Regions from separate parts of the Homo sapiens genome. Here region 1 is linked to region 2. A link is a loop called in an ENCODE intact Hi-C map of the cell type or tissue named here. Cell type or tissue: gastrocnemius medialis. All regions are shown on one strand. Each heading gives the region's core, and the rest is flanking DNA. Links, peaks and the distances in the headings are about the cores only. Region 1 overlaps DLG5 (discs large MAGUK scaffold protein 5). Region 2 overlaps POLR3A (RNA polymerase III subunit A).

Evidence for each region. Peaks named below come from ENCODE experiments on the same cell type or tissue, not always from the same donor. Only the 100,000 strongest peaks of a DNase experiment are listed, where the experiment ranks them.
Region 1: it touches region 2 in a loop (4-fold over the local background); 2 of 110 quality-filtered maps call a loop at or near these places.

The regions. Positions count from the first base shown.
Region 1 is chr10:77,900,945-77,913,840 of GRCh38, forward strand. The region is part of intron 1 of DLG5 (discs large MAGUK scaffold protein 5); the gene reads right to left. It also overlaps the pseudogene RN7SL284P. Among named protein-coding and RNA genes, the nearest start is that of DLG5, 19 kb to the right of the region's middle. RefSeq lists enhancers at 213-740, 741-1,268, 6,187-6,481, 8,951-9,095, 8,996-9,140 and cis regulatory regions at 9,018-9,028, 9,063-9,073. In gastrocnemius medialis, for the core only: a CTCF peak has its summit at 7,084 (motif pointing right); no DNase peak of the experiment used is centred there.
Region 2 is chr10:77,999,513-78,007,512 of GRCh38, forward strand. POLR3A (RNA polymerase III subunit A) reads right to left here. Exons shown (of 31, transcript NM_007055.4): 16 at 5,204-5,376; 17 at 2,685-2,796; 18 at 1,464-1,582; 19 at 469-606. Among named protein-coding and RNA genes, the nearest start is that of POLR3A, 26 kb to the right of the region's middle. In gastrocnemius medialis, for the core only: CTCF peaks have their summits at 929 and 4,904; DNase peaks (open chromatin) are centred at 867, 4,899 and 5,329; H3K27ac peaks cover 5,731 bases.

The DNA.
Region 1 (12,896 bases), core at 2,246-10,245, 96 kb before region 2:
ATAAATAAATAAGCAAGCAAGCAAGCCGGGCATGGTGGTGCACGCCTATAGTCCCAGCTACTTGGGAGGCTGAGGCAGGAGAATGGCTTGAACCCGGGAGGCAGAGGTTGCAGTGAGCCAAGATCGCGCCATTGCACTCCAGCCTGGGTGACAGAGTGAAACTCCATCTCAAAAAAAAAAAAAAAAAGAAAAGAGAAGAAAAAAGAAAAACAATCCCTTTCCTTGGATGTGTTTCCCAAGCGCCCACAGCAAGGCACAACTTATCAGTCCCCAAGTCAGCTGTGCTGCCGTCTGCTCCCTAATGTGGACCATTCATCCTGACTACTACAGCACAGTACGTTTACTTGAAGAAGTGAATAAATGATGTTCCTTCTGACTTACAGACCAAGAAACAGGGCCGTCAGAGCAGACTTGACCTTTACAGGGACAACTGGTAAACAGCCCATCTACAGTAGCATCCTGGAGGTTACACCTGGCAAAGAGTTACCCCTTGGCTGGGTGCACCTGAGCAAACCCATCTGGACTAACGCCGGTGTCAGGAAGTAGCACATCCACACAGTGCAGCTATGGCCCTCTGAGGAAAGACTGCTGCATCGCATCAGAAAGGCAGCATCCGTGACTTCTGCGGTCCACGCTGACGGGTGGGGAGGCACCTTGGGGCCTCCTTCCCGCACTGCAGACAATGGCTGGGAAGCCCACACCCCAGCCTCCTGGCACTCTCACTTCTAGGCACAGGATGCAGCAACCCCTGGCAAAAGCAGCTCCTCTTTGCTGACCTGGACATAAGGACGCCAGGACCCACAGTGGGCCTGAGCCAACAGCACCCGGCTCCAACGGTGGAGCAGCCCAAGGTCCCCCTGGGGAAGGGCTGGAAAGACGAGCTCTCTGTCCTGACCCACTTCTCCCTGCACACTCTTCCCAGATCTGGCCTGGCCCAGCCAGAAAGCCAACTATGAGATCCTTCTCATCTTATGACATTAGTAAGAGAAATACTCACTCGTATGCTGGTATTAGCACATTAGACTCCCCAAGGCCACTCCCACTTTACAGAGGAACAAAGTGACACCCAGAGCCAAGTCCCTAAACTGAGCTCCTCTCACTCGCTGCCACCGAGCTGCACTCACACCACAGCTCTCCCTTAGAGGGAACAGACAGGTGTGGTCTCTGTCTCCCTTCCAGGACAGGCTTGGACACTGAGGAGATGCCGTGCCTATTTCCCAAACACCGAGTAAAAGGAACCCCTGGGGTCCAGCCCACACCCAGGTTCTGATTCACAGACCTAGGGTGAGGCCAAGGGGTTTAATCTTTCAGAAGCTTCCCCAGTGACTCTGAAAAAGCCAATCCAAAGACTGCACCCGGGGAACCCCAAGCGTGAACCCAGGACTGCTGTTTCAGCCCAGCAATTTGTATCAACAGCCGTTCAAAGTCCACACCCTTTGACCCAACAGCACCACTTCTAGGAATTCATCCTGAGAAAATAAAGAAGCATACAAAGATCTATAGCATGAGGTGATGCACCGCAGCATTGTAAGTACAGAAAAAATGGGAAATCTCTACATCTCCAATCAAGAAGAACTGGTGACATAAATCTCAATCAGGCAAGACTGTGCTCCCATTAAAAACGAGCCATTGAGGGCCGGGCGCGGTGGCTCATACCTGTAATCCCAGCACTTTGGGAGGCCGAGGTGGGCGGATCATGAGGTCAGGAGATCGAGACCATCCTGGCTAACATGGTGAAACCCCATCTCTACTAAAAATACAAAAAATTAGCTAGGCGTGGTGGCATGCGCTTGTAGTCCCAGCTACTCGGGAGGCTGAGGCAGGAGAATGGCGTGAACCCAGCAGGCGGAGCTTGCAGTGAGCCGAGATCGTACCACTGCACTCCAGTCTGGGCGACAGAGCGAGACTCCATCTCAAAAAATAAATAAAAAAATAAATAAATAAATAAATAAATAAATAAACGAGCCATTGAGCATCCCTCATTCTGGGCGACAGAGCGAGACTCCGTCTCAAAAAATAAATAAATAAATAAACGAGCCATTGAGCATCCCTCATTCAAAAATCCAAAATGCTCCAGAATCCCAAACTTTCAGAGCATCAACATGAGATAGTAACACCTTTGCATTCTGATGGTTCAATGTACATACACTTTGTTTCATACACACAATTATTTAAAATAGTGTATAAAATCACCATTAAGCAGCCGGGCGCAGCGGCTCACGCCTGTAATCCCAGCACTTTGGGAGGCCGAGGCAGGCGGATTGCTTGAGGTCAGGAGTTCGAGGCCAGCCTGGCCAATATGGAGAACCCCCGTCTCTACTAAAAATACAAAAATTAGCCGGGCGTGGTGGCACGTGCCTGTAGTCCCAGCTACTCGGGAGGCTGAGGCAGGAGGACTGCTTGAACTCGGGAGGCAGAGGTTGCAGTGAGCTGAGATTGCACCACTGCACTCCAGCCTGGGTGATAGAGTGAGACTCTGTCTCAAAAAAAAAAATAAAAAAGAAAAATAAAATTAAAAATACAATTAGCCGGGCATGGTGGTGGGCACCTGTAATCCCAGCTACTGGGGAAGCTGAGGCAGGAGAATCGCTTGAACCTGGGAGGCAGAGGTTGCGGTGAGCCGAGATCGTGACACTGCACTTCAGCCTGGGCAACAGAGTGAGACTCTGTTTTGAAACTCCATCTCAAAAAAAAAAAAAAAAAAAATCACTTTTAAGCTATATGTAGAAGGTATATATGAAACATAAATGAATTTCATGTTTAGACTTCGGTCCCATCCCCAGGATATCTCATTATGTATATGGGAATATTCCAAAATCCAAAAATAATCAAAAATCGGAAATACTTCTGGTCCTAAGTATTTTGGATAAGGGATATTCTGCCTGTTACAGCATCAGACCTAAAACTTGGAGCCCACTTCAATTAGTGCAGGAAGGACTGCAGATGGCATCTACATACACCATGAAGGTGATAGAACTCCTTCCCTGACATGGCTGAGGTTCTACTTGAATATTCCCAGAAAACAAGAGCTCTCGCAATTCCTTAACAGTGGTTTCTGGCAATTAAAAGGCTGCTCTAAGTCAAGTGTGGTGGTGTGCACCTGTATCTCAGCTACTCAGGAGGCTGCAGTGGGAGGATCAGTGGGAGGATAACTTGAGTCCAAGAGTTTGAGGCTGTAGTGCACAATGATCACGCCTATGAATGGCCACTGCACTTCAGCCTGGGCAACATGGCAAAACCCCCATCTCAACAAAAGGAAAAAGAACATGTTGCTCCTCTCATTCTGTCTTGCTGCCACCATGTTAGAAGTGCCTTTTGCCCTCCACCACGATTATGAGACCTCCCCAGCCATGTGGAACTGTTCATAGGCGGAAGGGACTTGCCTTGTCTCAGATGAGACTTTGGACTGTGGACTTTTGGATTAATTCTGAAATGAGTTAAGACTTTGGGGGACTGTTGGGAGGGCATGATTGGTTTTGAAATGTGAGGACCTGAGATTTGGAGGGGCCAGGGGTGGAATGATAATGATTTGGCTGTGTCCCTATTCAAATCTCAACTGAATTATATGTCCCAGAATTCTCACGTGTTGTGGGAGGGACTTACGGGGAGGTAACTGAATCATAAGGGCCGGTCTTTCCCATGCTATTCTTGTGATAGTAAGTCTCGGGAGATCTGATGGGTTTATCAGGGGTTTCCGCCTTTGCTTCTTCCTCATTCTTTCTTGCTGCCACATTGTAAGCAGTGCCTTTTGCCCTCTGCCATGATTATGAGACCTCCCAGCCATGTGGAACTGTAAGTCAAATTAAACATCCTGTTCTTCCAAATAAAAAAAAAAACAAAAACATGTTGCTCCTAATCCTGAGCAGAGTTTTACTTTCCTGAAGGTAAAATCTCCTGGCTCCGGCCGGGCGCGGTGGCTCAGGCCTGTAATCCCAACACTTTGAGAGGCTGAGGCGGGTGGATTGCCTGAGGTCAGGAGTTTGAGACCAGCCTGACCAACATGGTGAAACCCCATCTCTACTAAAAATACAAAAATTAGCCGGGTGTGGTGGCAGGTGCCTGTAATCCCAGCTACTCGGGAGGCTGAGGAAGGAGAATCACTTGAACCCGGGAGGCAGAAGTTGCAGTGAGCCGAGATCGCGCCACTGCACTCTAGCCTGGGCGACAAGAGCGAGACTTCATCTCAAAAAAAAAAAAAAAACTCTCCTGGCTCCTTGTCATTTTTAAAAATATTTTCATAGAGATGAGTTGTCACTGTGTTGCCCGGGCTGGTCTCAAACTCCTGGGCTCAATCGATCCTCCCACCTCGGCCTCCAAAAGTGCTGGGATTACAGGCATGAGTCACCTCATCCAGCCCATCTTCCTGTCTTATGTAGTATCACAAGCTCAATAAACACGTGGAATGGAGTGGTTGTTTTCCTAGACCATTCATACTTTTTCCACTATGGCCAAGATGAGAATATGGGTTTTTACAAGCACTGCTGATGCATATTCACAATGCCATCTTTAAATCAAGTGTTTGCGCACCTCTTCCTTCCACAATCACCTAGCTAATCATCCTTGTCCCTACGTTAAAAACACCCTTGTCCCTGCTGTGTCAACTATCACATGACCTGAAGTTGTCCCTCCCCACCTGGTGACCTTAACAGCTATGTAACAGCATGGGTAACTCTTTACCAAGACCATTTCTGGGTGAACGACCTGCCTGAGGTTGCCAGCTCAGCCAAGGCACAAGGTGCCACAGAGTTGAGTGATGGAGCACAGCCAAGACCCTCCCCTCAAAGACAGCACTAGGATGGGAAAGAGATGTATTTATTTCCTCTTCTCTCTCTCGTCTTATTTATTTCCTTTTATTCCCATTTCCCTCCCCTCACCCACAGTCAACCATTCTCTTGTGTTAATCTGTTCATATTCTTGCAAGATGGGTATTGTTCTATATCAGCAATCTACATAATAGCACTGCACCATCCATGCTCTATTTCTTATGTTTTCACTGAGCACTGTGCATTTAAATACATCATGCTGCCTGCCACGTGTGCTTCTCACCAGTCACTTGGAATTGCTGCAAGGGACTACAGACTCATACCCACCCATTATACCCATTTGCTCTGCAGGAATGGACATCCAGCTCTACCTCACCACCACAAACAACACTGCAGTGAACACCCTGGACCTTCCCCTTAGGACCTGCATGAGAACCTGGGGAACTGACACCCATGGGAGGGGCTTCTGGGTCAGGGCTTTGCTGGTACCCTGCCAGAGGCTCCAGGACAGCTGCAACTGCAAAGGCAAGAGTTCCTGCATCCCCACACCCACTGCTGATAGGCAGCATCCAGCTTTCTAGTTCCCACCAGTCTAAGAGGTGAAACAGGATCGAGCTCAAGGTTGTGTTCCAGTATGGATTCTTACCAAACCTGACTGAACCGTACCTGCTAAGGGAATGGCAGGAAAAGCACTTGTACCGTAAGCATCACTGGTGTGAAATGGAAACAACTGCTCATTGATAAGTCTCCACTGTGAGGCCTCACTTTCTTGAATCGTCAGGGACTTCTGGAACACAAATGTCATGCACTGGCCTACAAAATGCCATCAATCCCACCTTCTCCCACTGGCTGAGGCTCCTCCCAAGGAGGTCGACTGTTCAGGATGGGCAGCAACAGTGCTGCGCTCCACTTTTTTTTTTTTTTTTTTTTTTCCTGAGATGGAGTCTCACTCTGTTGCCCAGGCTGGAGTGCAGTGGCACAATCTTGGCTCACTCCACCATCCACCTCCCCAGTTCAAGCGACTCTCCTATCTCAGCCTCCCGAGCAGCTGGAAGTACAGGCACGTACCACCATGCCCAGCTAATTTTTATATTTTTCAGTAGACATGGGGTTTCACTATGTTGGCCAGGTTGGCCTTGAACTCCCGACCTCAGGTGATCCACCTGACTCAGGCTCCCAGAGTGCTGGGATTACAGGTATGAGCCACCGCGCCTGGCCCAGAGCTCCACTTTTTTATTTGCAATCACATCATCCTTCTATTGATGACTTACCTGCAGCTCACACTACACACCACTCACCACGTGATCTGACAACACTGAAGCAGTCTATACCTGTTCAATGAGTACTAGCAAGGTCAAGTTGCTCTAAAGGTTGCTAAACACTCAATCTCTGTGCTTGCTTACTTCATCACAGACCAGGAACCAGAAGATTGCAAACCAGCACTGGTCTGTAGACCACACCCTGAGTTGGGGGTAGAGTAGGGAGAAACAAACCAACCAACCCGCCCTGGATGTCATGGCTGGGCTCCTGCCCCCCTATGCCACTTAAACAGCCATGGAACTGGGACAATCATAAGAATGAAAATAACTGGGCCGGCGCGGTGACTCATGCCTGTTATCTCAGCACTTTGGGAGGCCAAGGCAGGCAGATCACTTTAGCCCAGAAGTTCAAGACCAGCCTGAGCAACATGGTGAAACCCTGTCTCTATAAAAAATACAAAAAGTAGCCAGGCACAGTGGCATGCACCTATAGTTGCAGCTACTCAGGAGGCTAAGGTAGGATAATCAATTGAGCCTGTGAGGTGGAGGTGGCCATGAGCTGAGATCATGCCACTGCACTCCAGCCTGGGCAACAGAGTTATACCCTGTCTCAAATACACACATAAATATAGCAGCTTACGCTTACACAGTACTTACCATGTGCCACACACTGCTGTCAACACTTACTAACTTATTTAACCCTCACAATACAAGGTCCTGTTATTATCCCCATTCCACAGATGAGGAAACCAAGGCACAGAGAGAGAAAGCAATTTGGCCATGGTCACGGTAAGTGGCAGATTCAGGATTCAAACCCAGTATCTTGGCTCAGGTACAGGCTCTTAATTACTCTCCTAAACTGACTCCTGAGTAACCCGGCCTTCCTTACCTGTTTCCTCACTTGTAAGGTCAGGTAAGGACCCCTAAAAGGTTGCTGGTGAGATCAAATGAGAAAATAAATACAAAAATAATAAAGTATCCTATGCAACACAACACCTACCACCTACACAGCATACAACCACCCATGTGTGGCCATGAACCTGCAGCAGCCACCTACCTTTCACACAAGCCACAAGAGGGCGAGGGAGTCACGGATCCCACTGCAGAGGTGAGGACATGAGGCCTGGAAAGCAGAGGTACCCTCAGCCCCCTCTCTCCTTAGCCATGCTCTTCTCCTCCCCAAAGAGACAGCCACAACACAGGAACATGTCCCACACTCCCCAGAGGACACACCAACTCTATTTCCAAACATCCCCACTGTAACTCTCAGAGTTGAAACTGGGGAGAACGCTGGCTTTCCAATCCTCCTAGCAACTCACAGACAGCCAGTCAGACACCTCAGGGGATCCTGGGAAGGCCAGCCAGTCTACATCCTCACCTACCCACCTGCGGCCACCGGGTCCTCCTTCACACATCACAGACCACCCATCAGCCTCCCACCCAATGCCAACCCAACCCATTCCCCTCTCCAGCCCCAGCAGCCTCACAAGAGAACCAGCCCAGAGAGAATGACTGGAAGGACAGCAGAGGCTGGTTGGCCTGGCCTCATTTTTCCAGCACCTGCTGAGCGAATGCTCCAATCAGAAGCCCTGAATTACCAGACAAACCCGCCAGTCACAGAATGGATTCTCTCCCAAGTCCTGCTCTGTGCTCTCCCCTCGCCAGGTCTACCTCCCTCCTTCCAGCCGCCTGCCTATGCCCAGCTCACCATACACCCTCCTTCCTTAGGCACTGAAACTTCAAGCAGCCTCACCTGTCTGGCACTATCTGTACTACTAGATACCCACTTGTTCAAGTTTTCCAACAAGACAATAAACTCCTGGGGGGTGGGGGGAGAGAAGCCATCTTCTTTGTTGCCCTTCTGAGAATCTGATGGATTTTTAGACACAAAAACACTTGCCATGTGCTATAAAGCACAAAATGGAAGGTGAGAAGGAGGAAGTCAGTATAAGCTAGGCTGATTATTTTCTGGTATTTCTAAAAGCTCCACAATAGAGCAATTAAAAAGGAAAACCTTTGAAACACAACAGCAGGATATATATGTTCCAGCTAAAAGAACGAATCCAGGTTGGAATATTGTTCATGGTAGATATCTTTCCATCTTTGCATGCTCAGCACTTAGCCGAGCCTGGTAAAGAGTAGTGACCAGGTACTTGCTGGAGAGATAGACAGATAAACTCTTGTCAGAATCTGGGCTCCACCCTAAAGCTTGTGTTATCTCATGCAAGGAGAAGACACTGTGACCAGCTCCACTGAGTTCTCATGAGAAGCCTGAAGATGAGGGAGGTTACAGAAAACCAAATACTGCATGTTCTCACTCCTAAGTGAGAGTTGAACAATGAGAACACATGGACACAAGGAGGGGAACATCACACACCAGGGCCTGTCAGGGGTGGGGGTCTAGGAGAGGGATAGCAACAGAAGAAATACCTAATGTAGATGACGGGTTGATGGGTGCAGCAAACCACCATGGCACGTGTATACCTATGTAACAAGCCTGCGTGTTCTGCACATGTACCCCAGAACTTAAAGGTATTAAAAAAAAAATGAGGGTGGCTGAGGACAAAAGATCAAGACTACATGAAATTTCACAACTTCCCACAGAAACAAGGACAGCTGGTCACCGTTTTGTTCTCTCTCCCTGGGCTCACAAAATCGGGGGAAATGCAACAAGATACAGAAAGGTGGTTTGCCATTTTCTAGCAAAAATGAGTGGGGGGATACATAGGCGCATATATACTCACACCCACAGCCCCTAAACTCTAAACCGCCATGGGTTTAGCTCCGTTTTTTTCAGGAGAAGGACTCAAAACCAGCACATTTTGGTTTTGTTTACTTTCCTGCTTTTTCTTGGATCCAGCTCCTACTGAGATTGGCTATCAGGGTGGGTCCCAACTCAGTGTCCACGGGGCCTTATCCTCTTATCTTTATAAAAGGCTTTTTTCCCTGGGACAAGAGGCCCGGTGGCCTCATTTTCCTGCCTGAACTCTGCCCTGTGACTAAGCAAGAAGAAGCCACGGCAGCCAGCACCCAGAGTTTCTGCTGTGTCACAAAAAGGAGTCATGGGTCTCCCTGCCAGCATCAGACCCATTCCCCGACTCAGCACTCAATTTAGATATCACGTCCTACGTCTACATCCAGAAAGCCCCCAGTGTGACAGATGCTCAGAACACATCTGCTGAATGAATGGACGAATGCTGTGACGAAGAGAGGTGGAGAGGTAGGCAAGGCTCAGACCACAGAAATGGTCACAGGGTGGCCTGCAGTACCGAGTAAAGGTAGTCATTATCAAAAAACTGACAAGGACTCCAGGGCTTGCCTAGCCTCTCAGCAGCTGATGGCCCTGAGCAGGCTACCAAACTCTACTGGCCGAGTGTGCCCATCTGTAAAAGATAAATATCAATTGCAGAGGCTGATAAAAGATTTTTTTCATTGATCAGGAATTAAAGGCTGTAGCTCAAGTCCAGAAACTGGGATGCTGTGTCACTTGCTCACCCTCACTGTAAAGGCTGGTGCCCACAAAGCCAGGAGAATGTCAGGAAAAACTAGCCACGGATCTGAGACTTCCCACCCAGCCTGCTCCTGGTAAAGAAGTCTTGGAAGGAACCCCAGCCTGGGAAGAGACCTGTTTCTCATTTGTAAAATAAGGAGTTTGGGCAAAGTGGTTTCTAAGATCCCTTCCAGCCATGGCATTCAACAATCATAGGCTCCTTAAGAAATGTAGGCCGGGCGTCGTGGTTCACATCTGTAATCCCAGCACTTTGGGGGGCCAAGGCAGGTGGATCACCTGAAGTCAGAGTTTGAGATCAGCCCGACCAACATGATAAAACGCCGTCTCTACTAAAAATACCAAAAATTACCTGGGTGTGATGGCACACGCCTGTAATCCCAGCTACTGGGGAGGCTGAGACACAAGAATCTCTTGAACCTGGAAGTCAGAGGTTGCAGTGAGCTGAGACTGCACCACTGCACTCTAGTCTGGAGTGCAGCCTGTGTGACAGAGCGAGATTCTGTCTGAAGGAAAAAAAAAAAAAAAAAAAAAACATAAACAGGAAAAGAAGTTCTGGTCAGATGAGAAGAAAGGTTACTTGGAATGAGAATAGAGGTTACCATGAATACTGAAAAGGCCACTATATATTTTTTTTAAGAATTAAAGTGTTTTATTGATTGATTGATTGATTGAGACAGGGTCTTACTGTCCACCCAGGTTGGAGTGCACTGGCCCAATCTCAGCTCATGCAACCTCTACCTGTCAGGTTCAAGGGATCCTCCCACCTCAGTCTCCCAAGCAACTGGGACCACAGGCATGCGCCACAGCTAATTTTTGTATTTTTTGTACAGATGGGGTCTCCCTATGTTGCTCAGGCTGGTCTCGAACTCCTGGGCTCAAGCAATCCGCCTGCCTCCCAAAGTGCTGGAATTACAGGTGTAAGCTACCACACCTAGCCAGAATTAAAGTATTTTAAAGTATTACTTCTTACGTTAAAATATGTAAATAGAATTAGATTTTGTTTCCTTTGTTTTGCTATCACCTTCCTCAATATTGGCTGGAAAGATCTTTACTACATTTGGATAGCAGATTGGCAATGGTCAAATATGTGCAGATTTAATTTGGGGACTCAGGGGTCATCTTAGAGCCAGGGAGGTACCATTCAGACAAGCAAACTGGGGTGGACTCTGAAGAAGAGGTTTGAGAGGCATGCCACATCTATAAAAATCCTGTTGGCAGGGAAAACACACCCTGGCTTGAGGTGGCCACCAGGGCAGCAGCTCTGAGTCAGAGATGGCCATCTCTAATGGCACCGCTTTCCACACGGGCAGCCCTGCAGCCCCCACGGCAGGCTGCATGTTAGCAGGAGCTTGTTTACGCATAAAAACGAACAGTTCTCTTATGCAATAGAGGGGTAAGGCAAACAAGTGATAACATTTTCTTAAAAAAAAAAAAAAACAGGCTGGGTGTGGCAACTCATGCCTGTGATCCCAACACTTTGGGAGGCTGAGGAGGGAGGATCACTTAAGGCCAGGAGTTCAAGACCAGCCTGGGCAACACAGCGAGACCCCATCTCTATGAATTTTTTTTTTTAATTAGCTCAGCATGATGGTGGGTACCTGTTGTCCTAGCTACTCAGGGAGGCTGAGGCAGGAGGATCGCCTGAGCCCAGGAGTTCAAGATTACATTGAGCTAGGATCATGCCATCAATCATGACAGCATGGGCAACAGGGTAAGACCCTGTCTCTTTAAAAAAAAAAAAAAAAAAAGGTTAATTTTTCTATTTATATCTATCTATCAATTTATTTATAGAGATGGGGTAGGGTCTCACTATGTTGCCCAGGTTGGAGTGCAGTAGCTATTCACAGGCATGACCCCACCACTGATCAGCATGAGAGTTTTAACCTGCTCCATTTCTGACCTCCTTAGGCAACCTGGTGGTCTCCTGCTCCCAGGGTCACCATATTGATGCCAAACTGGCCACCTGATTAGCATAGCACACTACAGCCCAGAACTCTTGGGCTCAAGCGATCCTCCCTCCTCAGCCTCCCAAGTAGCTAGGACTACAGGAACATGCCAGCATGCCCACAAGAATAATTTTTCAAAAAAAAAAAGTAACCACTGCTCACTGCAATTGACCTTCTGATGGGATTTTCACTCTGCTCCTCCCCACATCACTGTCCTGGTTAACAGAGAGTGGTTTTTACTCGCCACAAAGTGGCTATGTGTCTTTTTTAAAAGCACAGTTCATCCCAAGAGGAAACCTACAAAGGAAGCAGGTGAAGACAAGAGTACCCAGTGAAAACACCATCTGCAGCCTCTGGCTCCAGCAGTGGCTCACCACCCCAGCTCAGCTCACGCAAAGCAAGGTGAGGCTTTCAGGTGGTGCTTCCCTCTCCCACATGGGGAGCATCTTAAACCAAAAGCAAGCAGACCAGTGGTTTTCAAACTGGGTTCTGTGAACTGTGGAGAACCCCAGGGAAACCTGTGGAGGAGCCTCAAGAAGGCCACAAGCTCAAGGGACAAGCTCCAAGCCCATACTCCCCATCAGTGCCTCTCTCGTCTAATTTACAGATCTGGCTCTCACCTAAGAGTGCAGTTAACAAAAAAGACCTCATGGCTAAAAAAAATAAAAATAAAAAACTTAAGTCATAAAAGACATTTACACTTTGTACGTGTTATTTCATTTAATTGTTTGCATCAGCCCTCTGAGGAAACCATGGCTAAACAGTTTCAGGATTGCAAGTCGCCACCTAGAACAGTCCACTCCAGAGCTGGATAGCACCAATCATTTTTAAAAGTTCTTCCTGAAACAACCGGCCTGGGCAAGGGGAGCTGCCAGGGATTATAAAACAGACTTCAGAGACAACATCAACTAAATGCAGTGGGTGGCCCTTGCTAAAATCCTGATTTTAATAAGCCACCAATAAAATGACATCTTTGAGACAAGCAAAACTGAGCATCACCCGGGCAACTTGATAACATTAAGAAATTATTATTAATGCCTCATCTCTTAGAGACACATCTTTAAGTATTTATAAGAAAAATGACATGCTGCCTGGGATTTGGTTGGGAGAGATGGGTGATTGTTACATTATCCTCTCTGTTCTTCCACATGTGTGAATGTCTTTTTCATTTTTTACTTTTTTAGAGCTGGGGTCTGGCTCTGTCTCCCAGGCTGGAGTGCAGTGGTACACTCAGAGCTCACTGCAACCTCAAACTCTTGGGCTCAACCAATCCTCCCGCCTCAGCCTCCCGAATAGCTGGGGATACAGGCAGTGTCCCCTTGCTCAGCTAATTTTTTTTTATTTTTGTAGACATGGGGTTTTGCCGTGTTGCCCAGGCTGGTCTCAAACTCCTGGGCTCAAGGAATCCTCCTGTCTC
Region 2 (8,000 bases), core at 1-8,000:
TACACTCTCTGAGGAAATGCTTTCCTTCTAAGCATCCAAGCCCCGCAGCAAGCACTGGAATAGGTCATTAGAGTTAATTAGAATGATATTAATAATGAGTTACATAAATAGTTGCAAAGAGAGAGGCAGAGGCCTTGCAATAACCCTCATTGTCACGTGTTAGTAAAGCGAGGCTTAGTGAGGTTGAATGACATATCCCACAATGTACTTCCATCCATGTTCTCCTCTAACAGCGCTTTGCTATGCGTGGCTCTGGCCTGGTCTTGATCATCATAGGATGATTCGGAACATACTACATTTTTTTTGGTTGTTCATTTCCAGGGCATCTACCTTTCTACATTTTTTCCTTTTAAATTTAACCCAAGACTAGATAAATTACAGCTCATGTGCAAAACGTGTACTCAATAGTCAAAACCCACAGAGCTCTGTCCTGCTCTGTTGCTAATGGCCTACATTTCTTCAGGTTACCTGCATGTATCCCGTTTCAGCTGTCTTTACAGCCGTGTCGACTAGACCTTCCCGGCCGGCCATTGTGTGGAAGAAAAACTCAGTTGGTGTCAAACCGGAATAAAAGCTATTAGCCACAAAGCCTTTGGCAGCTGGGAGCTAAAGAGAGGTAGAAAAAAGAAAAATCAAACAAAAAAAGTTCAAGGCCCACGATTCTGAAATCCACTCAAATCAGAAAATGCCCCACCTTGAGACTATAAATACCTGGCCAGTATATTCTCACTAAATGGCAGGCTTTCTTTGCCCTTTCCTTATGGAGAAATACTTTATACCAGGGACAAGGAGAATGAGGGCCCAGCCAGGGCTGGTGCTGGTGCCAGTGGCAGGCAAGTGGCCCAAGAGAGGGAAACCTAAGATCTGGATGCTCTCCTTAAAATAGGCAAGCAGTCAAGGACCTCAGAGGACACCCTGTGGATGGAGGCTGCCTGCCCATTCCCTGGGAAATGACACCTTCAAGATATCCTTCCTGTGGGCCAGACCTGCCCACCTACAAAACATAACCATGCATTGTCAATGTCTACAGGGTTTCATTCTGGGCACTGAAAATGTTCTAAAAGTAGGTTGTAGTGATGGCTGCACAGCTCTGTGATTAACAGTCACTGAACTGTGTGCCTTACATGGGTAAATTATATATGAAGTATAATTGTAATAATTACATATGAAGTATATATGTATTTAAAGTTTATTTATTTGTAGAGATGGGGTCTCGCTATGTTGGCCAGACGAACTCCTGGCCTCAAGCAATCCTCTTGCCTTGGCCTCCCAAAGTGCTAGAATTTCAGGCATGAGACACTGTGCCCGGCCTGAAGTGTATCTTAATAAAATGGCAAAAAATACATATATAAAACTCCACATGAAATTGGCCAACGGTCTTTGATCTGAATAGGTCTGTGTTCCTTGGAGGAAAGTGTAGATTAAGAGATCTTCACAGTTCTACCTGATCTGCTACTGCTTACCTTTGAGTGTTTTTCAAAATGAGGCAAGGACCTGTTTTCAAAGCCGTCTGGCACTCGAGAGCCACTGATGGCCTGCTGTCCCACACAGGCAATCATCTGTGATATGTTAATGAAGGAACCTGGGGACATGGACCAGAAATGTAACATTCATTTACCAAAATAACACTAATTGAAGTGCATGCAGATTGGAAGGGTAAAACAGGAATAGGCCCTTATGCTCAATGAGGTCATGGTCCTGGAACAGTAGAAGACAGAAATACAATCAAGACAACAAGGAGCTGTCAGGAACCCAAGAAAGGCGGAACGACGGCGAGAGGAGCCAGGAGCATGTGTGGGTTGGAGGAAAGGCTGGGGAAGTGACAGGTGAGTCTTCAAGGAGGCTTCAGCAAGTCCAGGTTGGACTCCTGGAGGACATTATGATTTGGACATAAAGGGAGAGGGGGAGGAATTCCAAAGTGGGTGGGAAAGTAGGAAGCAAAGACAGAGAAATGGAAAAGTGTGGGCTATGTCCTGAGGGTAGGAAGCAGGAGAGCAATGGGGTAAAAGGCAGCAAAGTTAAAGAGACTGGACTTTATCCTGTTTAAAAAAAAAGTGTACAGAAATAGAAGCACAGAGGTTTTGAATTTGAATGCATTATCATAAAACCAAATGCTTTGAGGGCCTCGGTATCTACAAAATAGAAGAATTATGCCACATCATTAAGTACATTAAAAAATCCCTGGCTTTCTTCTGCTTCAACCTGCCTGACCTGCTGGGCTCAAGTGATCCTCCCACCTCAGCCTCCTGATTAGCTGGGACGACAGGCACAAGCCACCACGCCCAGCTAATTTTTTTTTTTTTGTATTTTTTGTAGAGATGGGGTTTTGGCATATTGCCCAGGCTGATCTCAAACTCCTGGGCTCAAGCAATCAATCGGCCTCGGCCTCAGCCTCCCAAAGTGCTGGGATTACAGGCATGAGCCACTGCATCTGGCCTCATTTTTTTTTAAAGACCACGTTGCTCAAAGCACCCTCAAACTCAGAATCCAGACACATTACCAACAAGTTCCTTCAAAGCAGTTAAACTTCCCAAAATGCAAATAATTAAGTCTCTCTCTCTGATTTAAAAAGATCCCTTAAATAAATGAAATGTCTGTTTGGAGCTGTGACTATCACATTTTCTGGAGCCAAACAGCCTGTACGGAGAACACACTGCCAGCAGGTGAGAGAGGGGCATGCAGACCTTTGGAGCCGCACAGAGCCATGGTGAGGGGGCTGTTGCTCTTGTCCAGCTCCCGGAGGCAGGCACTGCCAGCGTGGTCACGGATCACAGACAGCTCCTTCAGGATCAGTGCCTAGTGGGAGAAAAGGAGATCCTTGGTGGGTTGTCCTCATTGTCTCTGTGGATTACAAATGTTCAATCTAACATTTAAAGAAATTTGAAAATACTGAGGCAAGATGCCCGATTTCCGATCAGTAAATGTTTCAGAACCTTAGAGGAGCAAAATGCCCTGGCTATATGAACATGTACATCTTCTACAAGGTTCTAAAATTGGTGTATAAGGCAAACAGTTTATCTTTTTTTTGTTTTTGTTGGAGACAGGATCTCACTCTGTTGCTGAGGTTGGTGTACAATGGCATAATCACAGCTCACTGCAGCCTCAAACTCCCGGGCTCAAGTGATCCTCCTGCCCCAGACCCCTGAGTAGCTAGGACTACAGGTATATGTCCCTACCAGGCCTGGCTAATTTTTAAAATTTTTTTTGTAGAGATGGGGTCTTGCTATACTGCCCAGGTTGGACTTGAACTCCTGGCCTCAAGGGATCTTCCTGCCTTGATTATAGGCATAAGCCACCAAGCCTGGCCTAAAATTGACAGTAATAAAAACTTGAAGAATCCTTTAAATGGCCCATAAGGTAGAATGTATGGCTTTGTGTATACTACCCTACACAACAAAATATCTGTATATAAATAGCTGTGTGGACACACACATGCACCCCATACAAATATATAAGATAATATGTGGTATGTAAAAGAGAATTGCCTGTACTATTTGTAAATTTGTCTTTCTACTTTTTCTTGCCAAGCACACATCTGAATGTCTGCAAGCTAGGCATGTGATGAGGTGACTTCACAAGAATATTCCGGCTCATGAGCTCATCCACAGTTACTCCTCAACTTACAAACTAGGATGCTGAATCAGTTACAAGTCTGGTTCCATGAAAAATTGCTGCTGCCGAGGTCTCAAGTAATTTTCTAGGAGGTACCGGTGAGGGATATCCTTTTCTCTCTCTCTAAGACTCAGTAAGATTAAGAATGAGCTAATGGTAAATACCTCACAAAATTCTGGTTTCTCCCTGCTTTAGAAAATGTATTTCATTAGAAAACTTCCCAATGCTTAAAGAGCCTTTCTTCCACACTCAGGTGAGTCAAAGCTCAGTGCCACGGGTTTATCGGTGAGGCAGAAGACGGCCAGGTGAAAGCCTGGTGCACTCAGACTGCTGAGGGAGTTTCAGGTTCTCACAGGCTGGTGGTGATTCTGATTCTGACCCATGCTGGTTGAGATCTTAGCTAAAATAGTTTCAAATGAGGGGCAGCAGGCTGGGGATGTGACTATTAGACATGAATTCTCCCTCTTCCGCATCCAAGTCTCTTTCAAAGACCATACATTCAAAGAGCTGTGGTGAGGCTGGGCACGGTGGCTCATGCCTGTAATTCCAGCACTTTGGGAAGCCGAGGTGGGTGGATCACCTGAGGTCAGGAGTTCGAGACCAGGCTGGCCAACATGGCAAAACCCCGCCTCTACTAAAAATGCAAAAAAAAAATTAGCTGGGCATGGTGGTGGGCGCCTGTAATCCCAGCTACTTAGGATGTTGAGGCAGGGATAATTGCTTGCACCCAGGAGGTAGAGGTTGCAGTGAGATGAGATTGCACCACTGCACTCCAGCCTGGGCGACAAAGTGAGACTCCATCTTAAAACAAAACAACAACAAAAAAACTGGCTGGGCGTAGTGGCTTACACCTGTAATCCCAGTACTTTGGGAGGCCAAGGTGGGCAGATCACGAGGTCAGGAGATCGAGACCGTGCTGGCCAACATGGTGAAACCCTGTCTCTACTAAAAATACAAAAATTAGCTGGTCATGGTGGCATGTGCCTGTAATCCCAGCTACTTGGGAGGGTGAGGCAGGAGAATTGCTTGAACCAGGGAGTCAGACGTTGCAGTGAGCCAAGATCGTACCACTGCACTCCAGCCTGGCTGGAGTGCTTCATAAAACTATGAAAAGCGAGACTCCGTCTCAAACAAAAACAAAAACAAAAAAAACCAAACCCCCAAAAACCAAAGAGCTGTGGTGTCAGTTTCTACTTGAAGGATGCTGAAAATAGAAAAGGCAGGAGCACTCGAGTACCAGTTACAGAAGGGACCTGAGTGTGCCACCAGAACAAGAGCAGCCTCGTGTGGCCGAATGAACAGATGGCTATGTTTTCACCACCTGGATGTGAAAGTTAGGAGGGACATGAGGATCTGATGAAAGGCCCTACCCTCAGGAAACAAACAAGGACACACACAGTGAGCCCAGGGCCCCAACAGGACAGACGAGGACATACACAGTGAGCCCTGGGCCCCAACAGGACAGACGCCAATGCCTTGACTTGCCCACTCCTTTGCTACCTCTATTCATGGCTCAGCACAACCCCAGAGAGCACCACCGTAGCCACTGTGCACGGCAAGTGGCGACCCTGAACCAAAGGGCCGGGCTCACCTCCAGGGTCTCCTCAGCAGTGCAGCCAGGCTGCTGCTGCAGCTTGCCCGTGTTCAGGGCTTCGATGTACTCATCACATTTCTTGTAGCCGGCATTCAGCAACTCATACTTGGCCTTCAGCAGTCCTTGGCCAGGTGTGACATCACCGATCCCAATTGAGAAACCACGGTTAGCTGTTGAGTTGGTAGAGCAGGAAGAAAGGGCCATAAATGAGACTCAGCAAACCTACTAAATACAGTTTATGCCTGCTAGATATAGTTTGTACTATATATAAACTATGTATGTATAGTTTAAAGTATAAAAAAGTGTATATCTTCACAGAATTCATCACAATTCAATTAAATAATGGCTTTCTTTCTCAGTCATTAGGGAGTTACACAAAATGACTAGGACTCAACTGACTTCTCTCAGAGACCTTACGATCTGGTGGGGAAACACAATACCGTTTCCAACTATTATCTAAAGCAGAGTGACATTAAACACTAAAGGGTGGCCTGAGGGCTGGGTGCAGTGGCTCACGCCTATAATCCCAGCACTTTGGAAGGCTGAGGCAGGAGGCTCGCTTGATCCCAGATGTTTGTGATCAGCCTCATCTCTACAAAAACCTTAAAAAATTAGCCGGGCATGGTGGCACATGCCAGTAGTCCCAGCTACTTGGGAGGTGGAGGTTGCAATGAGCCATAATCACATCACTGCGCTCCAGCCTGGGCAACAGAGCAAGACCCTGTGTCACACACACAAAAAAGTATTCTCCAACTTTGATGGAACTAGGTGCCACCATTGATCCTAGCCACAATATACTGTATGTAGAAATAAAGAGAGTGAATGAGTGGCTTCTGGCTTAGCAGGATAGGAAGGTATGACCTACAAGTATCTGTAGATGAGAGGACTAATGGGCCTGGAAAGGCTCAGAAATGAGATCATTAGGTTCTGCAACTGCTGGAAATGATGAATGTGCTGGAAACAAGGAAACCTAGTGGAAAGTCTGTATAAGGAAGGCTCCAGGCCCTTATTCCTGTAGGAGATGGGAGTTCGCTCCCAGCGAAATGGAATCAGAGAGGCTCTGGGTCTGGGAATACCAGGCAGATGAAATAACTGTAAACAAGAGCACTGAGGGAAAGTCTGTATATTCCTTTTATATAAAAAAACTGAGAGGTCCATCAACCAGTCAGCTCCATTTCCAATCAGTGTTTCAGTCCTTACTCCTCAAGGACCACCAGATATTTGAGGAAAGATTTTAACATGAAAGACAAAAGACACAAATGCACAGGAAAAAGAAAGTAAAAGGATACAGAAAATTCAGGAAGCAAATATAATAAAACTATGAATAATATTCTCTCAGAGTGATCAGAGAAGATACATTCAGGGATCAAAACAAGAAAGCTTTAAAAACAAAACAGCCTGGGCATAGTGGCTCACGCCTGTAATCCCAGCACTTTGGGAGGCCGAGGTGGGCAGATCACTTGAGGTCAGGAGTTCGAGACCACCCTGGCCAACATGGTGAAACCCCGTCTCTACTAAAAACACAAAAATTAGCCGGGCATGGTGGCAGGCACCTGTAGTCCCAGTTACTCGGGAGGCTGTGGCAGGAGAATCACTTGAGCCTGGGAGGCGGAGGTTGCAGCGAGCTGAGATTGCATCACTGCACTCCAGCCTGGCGACTGAGCAAGACTCTGTCTCAAAAAAAAAAAAAAAAAAAAAAAAAAGAAACAAAAACACTACCTGTGAATAAGTATATTGAAAAATAGTATTGGAAATTAAATACATGACAGTGATAAAATTTTAAAAATCAACAGAAGTATTAAAAGATAAAGTGAATCTAGAATAAAGAAATGGCAAATGGAAAAGAAGATAATTAGATAATTAATCTAGGAGTTCTAATATGTAATTAACTGAAGTTCCAAAAAGAAAGAACAGAGAAAGTAAAAGAGAGAAAATTATTAAAGAAATAACATAAAATTTCCCGAATGGAAGGACACACAGCTGCAGATTAAATGAAATTACTCAGTGCTTAGCACAGTGAATGAAAAAAGACCCACACCAAAGGTATATTGTTGTGAACTTTCACAGTGAGAACAGAGAGGATTCTGAAAGTTTCTAAAATGAAAAAAACAATTCAAGGGCCAGGCATGGTAGCTAATGCCTGTAATCCTAGCACTTTGGGAGGTGGAGGCAGGTGGATCACTTGAGACCAGGAGTTCAAGACCAACCTGGGCAACATGGTGAGACTTCATTTCTACAAAACTTAGTTGGGCATGGTGGCACATGCCTGTAGTCCCAGCTGCTCGAGAGGCTGCGTGAGCCAAGATCACACCACTGCACTACAGCCTGGGTGACAGAGCAAGACCCTATCTTCAAAAAACAAAAAAAAATCAAATACAAAAACTGGGGAATAAGAACGACAATACCTGTTAACAACAACTCTGAAAGCAAGAAGAAAGTAGAGCAGTACCTTCAAAATTCTGAGGGAAAATAATTTTCAATCTAAAATTGTATACCCAGGCAAGTATAAGAGTGGAATAAAGTTTTGGGGGCATGCAAACATCACTTGACTCATGGCCCACTCAAAGCATGAGCAAACAAACAAACAAACAAAATAGAACAGTGAAAGCATAGTAGGCAAATATTGAGTAATCTTGGAGAACTGAATCATGGATAGCCCCAAGTGTTCTAGTGCTTCCACAGGGACCTTGGAAGCAGCCCATCAAGGATGGTTTATAATCTAACCCTGTCTAGAAGACCGTAGGGAGCTACTGCTGGTTTTGAGAAGAGAACTGAAAAGCAAATTCAAATCTGT